2 separate regions of the Mus musculus genome follow, and region 1 is linked to region 2. The links are chromatin contacts, found by POLR2A ChIA-PET in ENCODE. All regions are on one chromosome and are shown on one strand. The core of a region is the stretch at or near the end of the contact, and the rest is flanking DNA. Distances in the headings are between cores, read along the strand shown.

Region 1 (6,278 bases), core at 2,902-5,401, 240 kb after region 2:
CTGTTTCCAGGGTCAAAGGCCATGTCATGCCCCAACCATGAGGATTTTTAGCCATGAAAAGTAATGAGAGTCCAGGCAATGGTGGCACAGGCCTTTAATCTCAGCCCTTGGGAGGCAGAGGGAGGCGGATCTCTGAGTTTGAGCCCAGCCTGGTTTACAGAGTGAGTTCAAGGATGGCTAGAAAAGCTCTGCCTTGAAAACAGACAAACAAACAAAAAAAGTTGTGAGAAGGTGAGTTAACACTAGTGGGTTGGTGGCAGTGACAATATGTGCCTGTCACTCCACAGTATGTGCCTGCCACACTCCACAGTATGTGTTTGTCACACTCCACAAGCCCTTGCAACACAAGGTCCTACTCTAGAGCTCAGGGATGGGCTTCAGGAGGACAGGTGGCCTGGGCTTCCTCATTACTGCTCCCCGTCACACGGGACATCTTTAAACACCATTGGAACCCCTCACTGTTTAGCTGCAGTACAGAGCCAACATTGATGCTTGACCATGGGTAAAAGCACAGCTAAATGAGTCATAGGATGCCACAGACCCACCCTGAGAAAGTTCTGAAGACCCAAGCTGACATCATGTATGGAGTGATCCGAGAGATAGTGCAAGGAAACACAGGACACTCGGGGGCCCTGTTACTCAGCAGCTTCTGCCCAAGCTGCCTGGCAACCAGGCTCTTGGCTTCGGTTACCAACTCAGTGCTATGGGGCTATAAAACTATGGGTGCCCTGGTTCTAATGCACTCCCCCCCACACACACTCCAGACTTCATATGAAGGAAGGCAGGTGCCCTCTCCCAACATCCCCTTGCAGTTACTTTGGTAGCCATTCCAGGATGCCCACCACCAGCTAGCTGCTCACTGGCCAACCCCTTGTGAACAGTTCCCTCAAAGGTTGAGCCCACTCAGAAGACCCCAAATAGTTTTGAATGGCATAGCCTATGCCCTGCAGCTAGCCAGGGAGAGTAGCTTAGACTGGATCTAGAAGTGATCTCTCTCTCTCTCTCTCTCTCTCTCTCTCTGTGTGTGTGTGTGTGTGTGTGTGTGTGTGTGTGTGTGTGTGTTTGTGTTTGTGAGGGAGGTACTAGGGGTCACAGTCAAGTCACTGGCATGCCAGGTCAGAGTACTGAACAGTTGAAGGCTACTGAAGGCCAGTTCTCAGGACACCTGGTTCTCTAGCAACAGTCCTAGGAACAAAATGGCCCTACCTATAGGGTCTCAGAGTCACCCAACACTCACACTCAGAGTCACCCAACACTCACACCGTGTCCTACCTGGTTCCCTGGCATCAGGGCCAGAGCCACAGGTACCTTGACTTCTCCATAACTCTGCCCCACCCTACGCCCTCTCTTGTGTACAAGGATGATTGCTCTCTCCCTAGGGCAGCTGGACTCTAAGGCTAGAGGTTTAATAACTGAGGTTCCAATCCCCTTGGCAGGACTCTGGGTTCTGGAATCAAGGTTGGCAGTTGTTGGTTCCCTCCTAGAGCATCACAGAAGCTCCGTTTGAGGTAGGACTGAGCTAGAAGGCAAGTGCCGAGAGAATGCCTAAAGGGTTCGGAAAGAATGGGGGTGGGGGCTCTTATTATGAGGTCGCAGTGTGTGGGCACCAGAGTAGAGGCTGCCAGGTCTACTCCAGCTCTGTGCCCCCACTGTTCGGATGTCCTTTTTTTGAAGCCAGCCCAGGGATGAACCACAGACTTCCCCTTTGCAGGCCAATGATTGTCTTTCCCAAAGCCGGGCGGAGCAGACAGCCCCAGGAGCAAGGGGCAAGTCACAGGAAGTGCTCATTCCACCCTGAGCCCACAGAATTAGAGCCCCTCTGCCGGAAGGCAGCCAGCAGACCACTATGTGACAGACAGTCACGTATGTGTGTTGCTGAAGCGAGCACAACAGACAGTCATGTTCAGTCTGGAGAATTAAATGCCAGTTGAGAGGCTGTAATCAGCCTTTTGTGGTGGGTCTGGCTGCCTGGGCTACTGGACGGGGGCCACCAGCAGCCTTAGGCTGGAGGAACAGCCTGTTCTGTCGGGGAACACAGTGAAGATTCTTCTCCTTAACTGACTACTCCTATGGAGACATTGTCACACAAAGCTCCTACAGACCCACCCGAGGCCATAGGCTGGCACAGTGATAAACCATCCCCTGCTCTCCTGCCCTATTGCCAGCCGGTGACTATTGCCAGAGGAGACTGGACCCTTAATCCCAGACCTGTCTCAGGGGATGAGTAACCACCCTGCTTCTAAGAGCATCTTACATGGTCTCTGCTGCTCACCGCTCATCTTTCAGGTTTGTGTCCTGCCCCATATATCTTGGGAGTCCAGAACTCTGCTGGCCCCAATATAGGTTCTGAACTCAAGCCCAAGGAGGACTGGTGGGAGTGACAGCAGGCAGGTTAGTGTGCCCGGAATGTCCCCTCCCACAGAGAAACCACTTTAATCTTCAAACTGGAAATTTTAAAAAGTGTCCATCGAAACATTTACTGTCAACCAAATCTCCCTTCTTAGAGCTCTTAGCCCCCGCCCCCACCACGGCCCAAAGGACCTCTCAGCCCCCTCCTTAGGCCCTTCTGACATCATTGCTCAGCTTCCTTTGGCCCCACTCCCTTTTGGAGACTGTGTCCAGTGTCCATTTCCTGAGCCTTCTCTGCTCCAAGCCCCTTGCCCCACTCTGGAGTACATTAGCTAGTCTACACACAATCCTAGGAGACAGAGACCCCCAAGAACTCCCACTTTAGAGGGAGGAAGTGAAGACTAAGGGCCAGAGTGGTGGGGTGGGGCTCCCCAAAGGTTCAATTTCATGATATCAGGGAACTATCAGCCACAGTACAAACCTTGCCACACGAGGGACAAAAGGAGTCCCTCTGCCAGGGTGGTGTCCACCAGTTGTAGCCTGGTTCTGCTCCACATCCCTATCCACTGTGGGGCCAACATGAGTAGGGAGGAGAGGTCTGTGGGATTGTGAAAGGCTACAGTTTTCACTGTTCTGCAGTCAGTAGGCAGGTCCCTGGGAGCAGGGAGAGGCTTCAGAACCGTTTCCTGGAGCCTCAATAGAGACCCCAGGGACATGTTGGGACTCCACCCCAGCTGCCTGGGAAACGAGCAGCTTCACCCAGCCTCAGCACTCCAGGGAGTCTGAGGGTCTAGCGCTTGGATCAGGTGGGTGAGCAAAAAAAGAAAAAAAAGAAAGAAAGAAATACCCTACAGGATCCTGACATCCCACATCTGAAGAATAATGGGGGTGGGGTGGGGTGGATAACACACTTCTTGAGGGTGCATTCAATTCCTTGCATGGTTCAGAGTAGGCAAGCACTGTCCAACATGACTACCCAGTCGAGACCCCAAGGCATGCCCGGGCAGAGCAAGTTTAACCCCATCGCCCATGCTGCTCCCTAGAATGTGTTCTCTGGAGTCACCGTGACTGACAATCTTGGTCCCTGCAGCACCGCGTGAGCATACATAGCCCCAGCTGAGTTCAGCCCAGTTCCTGCCCATCCCCAACGTCTTATTCCCCTCCACCCCACCCTGACCCGCCCTGGGATCTTCAGCAGTCCTCGATGGAAAACAGGTGTCCCCTGTCCAACACACTCACTCCAGGGGCCGTTGTACAAGTTTGCCCTCTCAGGAACAACTTTAGAGAAACATTGTCTTGGCATAACCTCATTTCTTCCTGGGAAGGAGGGTGGTGGGAACAGCAGTCTGTGCACTGCAGCAGGGAGGGTGGCACCACTGTCCAGAGGAGTGGCCAGCACTGCTCACTCAAGTGCCCGCAGGCAGGTCTGTTAAGACTCCCCATTCCCAACCCAGTTAGGAAATGGAAAGAAGCCCATACCACCAATGGCTACTCCCCAGCAGTGAAGACAGTCAGGACCCAGGGACACTTGGAGACCCTCTTATACCCATGTCTCCTTTCCAAGATGACCAAATGGGTGTGCACTTCTTTCCAAAGTGGAGAGCCCAGCTTAGATCCTGTATATAGGAAAAGATCCTAAGCTCCTGGTTTGTACAGATCCCAGATCTTTGCAACACCCTGGCCTTCACCAACTCAGAACTGCATACCCTCTTCCTCTCAGGATCTAAGGGTCAGGCCGGGGCTGTAATCTGTGCAGGAGACGACAGGCAAGGAGGAGGGGCAGCTGGGGGAATGGGGGTGGGGGTGGCCAAGAACTGGGGCACCGTGCGCAGCAGCACGCGGCCCGGGCTGCCCTGCCTTCTAGGCCTGGAGCTCGAGCCCCCAGGGTGGCAATACCAAGCTGGAGGGTAAGCAAGGGTGGAGTAATAGTGGGGTTGAGGTCTCCGAGGCAAGTACGGAGCGTGCCCCCACCACTTCGAGGCCGCCTATCCAGGGGCGGTGGCTAGGATGAGCTCATGGGGGCGGGGCGCCAAGATCCCGCCCTTCTCGACCCCCCTCACTGCTCGCGATGCAGGATGGTCCCCAAAACAACATTCAGGAGGGTGCGAGTACCCCCTTCATAGCTGAGGGCTCTTGATTACCTGGCTCTAGCCCGCAGACTCTTGCACCAGTTCCCAGCACTCAGAGGGGACAGGCCAGCGATCCCCTGATTTCCCGGCCCCAGAAGCCCCTCGAGCCGAGGCCCAGAAGCTCAGCCCTCGGCCTCAACCCGCTGGCGAGGGGCGCCAGGACCCCGATCGGCGCACGGAGCCCACAGGTGGCGCCGCAACTTCGCGGTTGCGCTGCGCCTTCTCAGCAGGGCCTAGCGCGCTGCCCAGCCTGGCTACCGTGGGGTGCGCCCTGTCCCCAGTGGCTGCTCACCCAGAAGACGAAATTGAAGACGAAGAGCAGGTATTTGATGCATTTGGTGCAGCCCTCCACCCCCATGGCGGTGCGCGGCCTGCGGAGCTTGGATTGGTCCTGGAGCGGGCGGTATGGGGACGCAGTACCGGGGTCCGGGACTGGCAGATAGCCTGGAGCGCTTGCGGGCCGGAGAACTGCGTTGCGGAGAATGAGACGTAGGGTAGAGAAGGGCTGGAGGCCTAGCCGGAGGCGCGAGAGTCACTATCTCTTTGAAGCAAGGACGCGCTCGCTCGGACCGGGCGCGCGCGCCTAGCTCCTCACTCTTTATAGACCTCTAGGTCCCGCCCCTCCGAGGCCCCGCCCAGAGGACGCTCCACCCCTGGCCCCGCCTTCCGCCCGCGGGGTGCCCGGACCAGGGGTACTTGGGTGGGTGCTGCCACCTCAGTCCCAGAGTAAGCGTTCTGGAACTTGGTGCAGCTGGTTCTTGGGGACTCGGTGCACTGTGCGTGCGCAGGATGAATCTCCAAGTTTCTTAAGGGTTCCCAACCCTCGGGGCAGGCTTCTGGGTCGCGACTAAGAACTGGCCACAAGATACTGCCCCAAAGAAGCCACACTTACTTCCTCCGGTACTCGGACGCCTTGGACTTTCCCGGAGGGTACCCTAGTGGAGGTGTCTCGACAGTAAAGAGTCTTAAAAGTTAACATGTTTTGTGTATATTGATCTCCCAGGCAGCAACTCCGTGGGCCTGAAGGTCTAGAATGGAATTCTTTGTAGCCTTGCTAATCCCCTATCTCACAGATAGAGTTCCTGGCTGCAGTTCTGGAGGCTGCATTTGGGAAGGTCAATAGTGTACCCAATGTCTTTAGCCAGTCTTTAGGCTCGAGAACCCTCAGGGGCACCTTCAAATATTCATGCCATCCTGGCTGTGCCTTCCAAGAGTCCATCCTCCATCCTCTAGCTGGTTCCCTGAAAGCTGGGATTAATAAGGAAGTGAGGAAAGATTCAGAGGGCAGAGGTGCTTCCTTCCCGGGTGAGGAATGGCTGCTGTCATCATAGATGATATTCCTGTGAAATCTTGGCATTCCCTTCCCCAAACTGAAGGGCAATGGGGCTGCTTCATTAGACTCACTGGGAACCATGGAAGGACCAGTTCCCAAGACTCAGCCTTTTCCAGGTCACTCCATGTTCTTAAATCTTTGAGCAGTTAAGGACATTGTTCCCTATGGAGATCACACCTGGCACCCCTCTGGCTACAGGACACTGGAAATATGTTTAAAAAGGAATAGATATACATATATATTTAAACAAAGGAAAGGAATATCTATAATATATATGTGGAGAGAGAGACAGACAGACAGAGACAGACAGACAGACAGAGAATGAGAATCTCACAATGTAGCCCTGGTTCCTGGAACAGAGCTCTGTCTACTTTTGCTTCCTAAGTGCTGAGACTGTAGGTTTAGGACACCATGCCCAGTTGTCTAAAGGGCGAAAATTTGAACTATGTATAATTTACATGTAAACC
Region 2 (5,490 bases), core at 110-2,609:
AGCATGTTCCAGACGGGCCCAAAAGGAATTGGCAAAGCAGATGTGTGGCCTGGTAGGAGGTGGGGTACCAAGCTAGGAGTAGCTTCTGAGGGTAAAAAGGAACTGTCTGTTGCTAGAGGATGACACCAGTTTCTCTTTTCTCCAGCTAAATAACAACAGGAGAAAAAAAGAGAAAAAGAACAGAAAAGAAAAAGAAAAAGAAAAAAAACCCAAACCTAAAAACCGTGCCTTCCCCTCCTTCCCCCACATATACTCAGTCATCTTTGGCAAGAGAGCTTCCTGGCTGTTTTTGTAGACATATATTTTCAGCAAAAGCAGTTAAGATGTATGGCTTCCTTGCGTGCTTTAGATGACCACACCCTGGCCTGTTCACAGGACTGGCTCTCCCTCCCCTTCCCCTAAATCCTGTTTGAAGTCAATTCTGGGTAGGGGTGGTTTGGAGAATATACCCAGAGTTCCACATGCTAAAACTATAGTTTGCACAGAAATCTGCATTCCCCCCCCTCGCCCCAGGCTTGCTTATGAATCCTGGGCAAGTGGATTGTCCCCCAAATCTGGCATTTTGTCAAGTTTCTCCAGGCTTTAGGTCAATGCTAGATACAGGGTGGTGCGTAGACAGTGTTAGTCAAATAAATGCATGGATAAGTAAGTGGACAGAGTGGAAACGATCCTGAACACTCCAGTGACAGGGCCAGGAACCAAGAGAATCTGGAGGATGGGTCGAGTGGCTGGGGTCTAACCTCAGGACTATCATTACCTAGTTTTATAACATGGGCAGACCCAGGGCCCCCTCCTTTTCATAAGTAAGATAGCCCCAAGACTTTCCTTACTTGGTGATTAAAAAAAAAAAAACAAGCAGGGTGGCCTCCTTGTGTGCTTTAGATGACCACACCCTGGCCTGCACAGTAGGATTCCATGGGACAGCTGAGAGGGTGGATTGCTTTTTTGCATCCCAAGGTCAGGCCAGAGCCAGGGGCATACTCATCTTTGGCCATGAAACCGTTTAGGTACATTGGCTGCCTCAGGTATCTGCCCTGTACTGCATTGAGGTTGGTCTCACACTTATTCAGAGTTAAGAACCCCAGGTTCAGCTAGGAAGGGATGAGGAAGGTAGGCCTTAAGGGGTGGTGGACCCAGCAGGCTAGGTCGTACAATCCTGTACAAGCTCACCCAATCCAAATGCTGGAGACATCAGGCTGTTTCCTCTTGGCCAATAAAAATAGTCAGCACAGAGCTATCTGTATCCAGCCTATCATGAGGAAGAGCTCCCTAGTCATTATTCAGCATCTGTCCAATCAACAGTGTCGTGGCTGCCACGTCACCAAGGTCTTGGTAGGTGGCCTAGCCGTTGTCGCTAGGAGGAACAGTTGCCTCAGCACGTCTGCGCAGCTTTCCTTGCGGCGCCCCTCCGCGTGGTCTATGATGGTGCATTTTGGTCCAGTCAGGCCCGGTGTGGTCGGCCTCATTTTGGATTACTTCGGTGGGCTTCTCCTCGGCGTGGTTACGGTCTAGTACACCTTAGTGTGCTTTTCTCTGCATGGTCCTTCCCAGCGTGGCTCGTCTCAGCAGCGTGGTTTTCATCCGTGTGATCGTCCTCTGCATGGTTTTTCACGGTGAGGTCATATCAGCCAGCCACCAGCCTCAGCATATTTGTCCACAGTTCTTTTGGAGCTGCCTCTGCTCGGATCACTTGAGCACTACACCTCAGTCCCGACTAGCCATCCTCAGTGTGCTTTGCTCAACGCGATCCTCCTCAGTGTTTGTCCTGAGCCTAGACCTCCATGGTGAGGTCTTATCTTGTTTCGTCATGGTGGTCGGCGATATGGTCCGATCTGCCTCAGCAATTGGGTCACTTCCGTGTGGATCGTTTCAGCACGGATCACTCCAGCGCGGTCGGCTGCCTTGGCGCGATCCACTTGGCTTCTCAGCATTTTTTTTTAGCCTGCTGGGTTCTCTCAGTTTTTCTTCAACACGCTTCTTTTCCCTCTGTGTGATTCTACTTGGAGAGCTTTTCTGTTCAGCTTGGTTCCCAGCGCTTCTTTTTCTCGGCATGGTTCTCCTAGGTATGGTTTTTTTCTCAGCGCGGGTTTCTTCTCTGAGTCAGCACGGCACAAGTCGCAAGTCCGCGTGGCCGCGCTCATCATAGCCTCCCCCTCCTCGCGGCAAGCACTCACGGCCAGAAGCAGAGGTGATTCGTGCCGCGCTTTCGCGGCTGGGCTCCATCTTCGTTTTGCCGCAGTGGCTCCGTATTCGTTTTGCAGTTACGGCTCGGTCCTCGTTTCACGGCCGGTCCTCGTTTCACGGCCGTGGCTCAGTTCTCGTATTTTGCGTCCACGTCCCCATCTTTGTGGCCCAGGCTTACAGAAGCAGGGGTGGTCTTGAGGCCCTTTGAGCCCCGAGGTCGGTCGAGTCCCAAGGTGAGTGGCCTAGGACACCGGCTCAGGCCTTCGGATTCTAAACCCCGGGCCGAGTCAGAACGCACTGGAGCTGAAACCGAATCGGGTCTGGAGACCCCTGAGCTTTGTAGCCCGGTGTGGCCAGCACCAAGGTAGTGAGTGGAGTACGTGTTGTTATGTGGTAGCTGTTTTAATGCTGAGAGTGAGGGGCTCCGTTCGGAATGTTCGCGCATGGTGGGGGAAGGGTATCGTGGAACTGAGGCTGGGGAAGGCTGCTTATTCGGAGTTTTGAACCGAGTTGTGATCTAGCTCTTGGATCCGAGTTGGGTGTGTGTATGTGTGGGTCTACAGTGGTTCCGAGTCTAGAGTGGAGTCACGATTGGAATCGGGTAGAGATTCGGGTCTGGAGCCGACTCGGAATTCAGGTGTGGGGGATTGGGAACTTGGGGTGGAGGCCGCAGTGGTTGCAGTGGGTTCTTAACCTTCCTTGTGCTTTGACCCTTTAATACAGTTACTCATGTTGTGGTGACCTCCAACCATAAAATTAATTTCATTGCTACCTCATAACTGCAATGTTGCTACTGTTATGAGTCATTATGTAAATACCTGTGTTTTCCGATGGTCTTAGGCGATCCCTATGAAAGGGTTGTTCAAGCCTAAAGGGGTCACGACCCACACGTTGAGACCTGCAGAGTCAGAATCAGGTCTGAATTGGGGGAATAGCAGAACTGGGAGTTACCTCCAGATTTTCAGTTGGGATTTGATTCTTTTCTGTGGTTTTAAATTGAGATCCCAGAGGCTCAGGTCTCTGTTGGGGACCAGACTGAGGGTTTCTAGTTATATTCAGGACCTGACTGGGCAGTACAGTAAGAATTAAAGTTGGTTTTGAGTGTGAGCATAATGGTCTGAGGTAGGGATCAGGACTGAAGTATAAAGAGTCTGGTTTTTAACAAGTGGGAATCACATTTTGAGACATGGGGTCCCATGTGGGTCAGAGTTGATTTAAAGGACCAAGGCCAGGGCCCAAACCTTAGTCCTCCATTTTGTTGTTCTTGTTGGTCACATTCCCTTTTCTGTAAAATGGGGAGGAGTGCTTTCCGCTGTAACCTTTCTGGGCATAAAAGGGAGTAAGTAATTCATAGAGGTAAAAATAGTCTTATCTTAAATGATTAAAAAGTGTAAAATATTTCTCAATAGTAATAAGGACAAATAATATGCATTTAACAATCTTTTCTCATACCGTGTGCCCTTTGTTAGGCACTACCAAAAAGGAACCTTTTCTGTTCTGTTCCCTAGAGCTTGCCCCACCCAGCCATGGGCCTAATACACAGCCATCCTCAGGCAATACTTGCTGAAGGAAAGCAGGCAGGCAGGATTAACCAGATTTCTATGGTGTCTTAAATGATCCATTTCTGCACCTGTTTTCCAGATACTAGGAGAAAAATTTAAAGGATTGGATTGCTTGATTATAGTTCTATTTTAATGTGTTACCAAACACACTGAAGAAAAAAAGTGGATCTGTTTTGGGATTTGTGCTCCAGCTAGAAGGATCTTTTAAAATTTCGAATCAGAGCATGTCCAAATTCAAATAAGGAGAGCACAAATAAAGAAAATTATGAGGCACTTCCCTGGTGAACATAGATGAAGGTCCACTTACAGTATTAACTAACTGAATCCAAGAGAATTTTGAACAACAGTTCTTAGACAAGTAGGATTTCTCCTTGGGATATAAAGATGATCCAATATCAGAAACTCTATCCGTGTAAGTCACAGTATTAAGAGACTGCAGGAGAAAAAACATATGGTTTTCTCAATAGAGGCAGAAAATTTACATGATGAGGTTTGACGCCTATGTATGCATTTGAGGGGGCTGGAAGGACATTACTTAGGAAGCCAAAAACTAGAAGAGAATTTCCCTAACTTGATACAGTGTATATCCAAATTTAACTTTTAAGTAAACTTAAAAACTATTATTCCTGGTAAGATAAGGAGCAGGCCAAGGGTATTTTCCTAGCCACCTCCTAATATAAGGAAAAGAAATGGAGATGTAAGACTTCCGTGGCAGGAAGAGCGAAACTAATGACTTAGAGAGAATAGTTGTATTTGCATTGGGGTTTGCAAACATTTTGATGTTACAATCTTTGTGTACTTAAAAAATTATTAACTCCCCCTCCCCACATTTATTTAAGATGGACTATATTTATTGGTAGTTACAGTCTTAGACATTAAAATTATGTGCTTAAACATAGAGCTGTATAATTGTATATTCCAGGGAGGTCATATCTCTGGAAAACTCTGACTTTGTGAGAATCAAAATAGAGACTGCAGATGAGTTATGGGCGTATTTATTCCTCAGACCATCTGTGACCTTTCCTGGGAGGGTCTGAGAAGGCTTCTCAGAAGTTTCTTTGGACTTTTCTTTGAAAACTGCTGAACTACCTGAAAGATAAGGTTTTGCAGCAAAAGAATTATTTGGGTATATACAGTATACCCAAACAAACAAATTTTTAAAACCCCACATTTCTTTATAACAATAGTGATGTAAAAGATGTAAGAAGTGCACTCAGATACAAATTAGAATAGCAACGAGATTGTCTGGTCTTTTTTTAAGACAGTGTTTTTGGGAAAACTGTAAATTCCCATTGGAGATAAAGGAAGGTATTTGGATGTGCAGAGACATTTGTTTTCTTGGAAAATTTAGCGTTAGAATCCTCAGTATTTTGCAAATCTGTAAATTTAGTTAGATTGCAGTCAGACTTCTAGCTGGAGGATTTAACATCTCTTCCTCAAAAATGTATGTGAAAGAGAAAGATGTACAAATGCCAAGTGAACTTTGAAAAACATTCCATGGCTTAGCAGCCAGAAGGGTGGAGTGACAGAGACCCAGAACAGAGCTCAGTGAGCTCAGCCCCGAGTCTGGGGAAGGTGACATGTGATCAAAGTGGCACCACATATCAGTGGAACCTCCTTGGAAGATGTTAAAAAACAAGTAAAAGAGAAACATCCTGTGAACTCAGAGTCCTTAGAAAGGGGGAGCTCCAAACTGTAAGTAAAAGGTAGTTGCTATTTATTAAGAAAAACTACAGAGAATATT

What was found. ChIA-PET counts read pairs that join two places held with the same protein, here RNA polymerase II (POLR2A).
Region 1: POLR2A ChIA-PET joins it to region 2 with 16 read pairs in embryonic stem cell. The contact joins the promoter of R74862 here to the promoter of Kcnq1ot1 in region 2. POLR2A ChIA-PET finds 5 or more read pairs at or near these places in 3 of 5 experiments (Patski and embryonic stem cell).

The regions. Positions count from the first base shown.
Region 1 is chr7:143,051,559-143,057,836 of GRCm38, reverse strand. It overlaps R74862 (expressed sequence R74862), which reads left to right and starts at 4,151. Exons shown (of 5, transcript NR_110354.1): 1 at 4,151-4,800. Cd81 (CD81 antigen) reads right to left here and starts at 5,087. Exons shown (of 8, transcript NM_133655.2): 1 at 4,771-5,087. The coding sequence starts at 4,836.
Region 2 is chr7:143,292,416-143,297,905 of GRCm38, reverse strand. It overlaps Kcnq1ot1 (KCNQ1 overlapping transcript 1), which reads left to right and starts at 1,359. Exons shown (of 1, transcript NR_001461.5): 1 at 1,359-5,490. All of the region lies in intron 11 of Kcnq1 (potassium voltage-gated channel, subfamily Q, member 1), which reads right to left.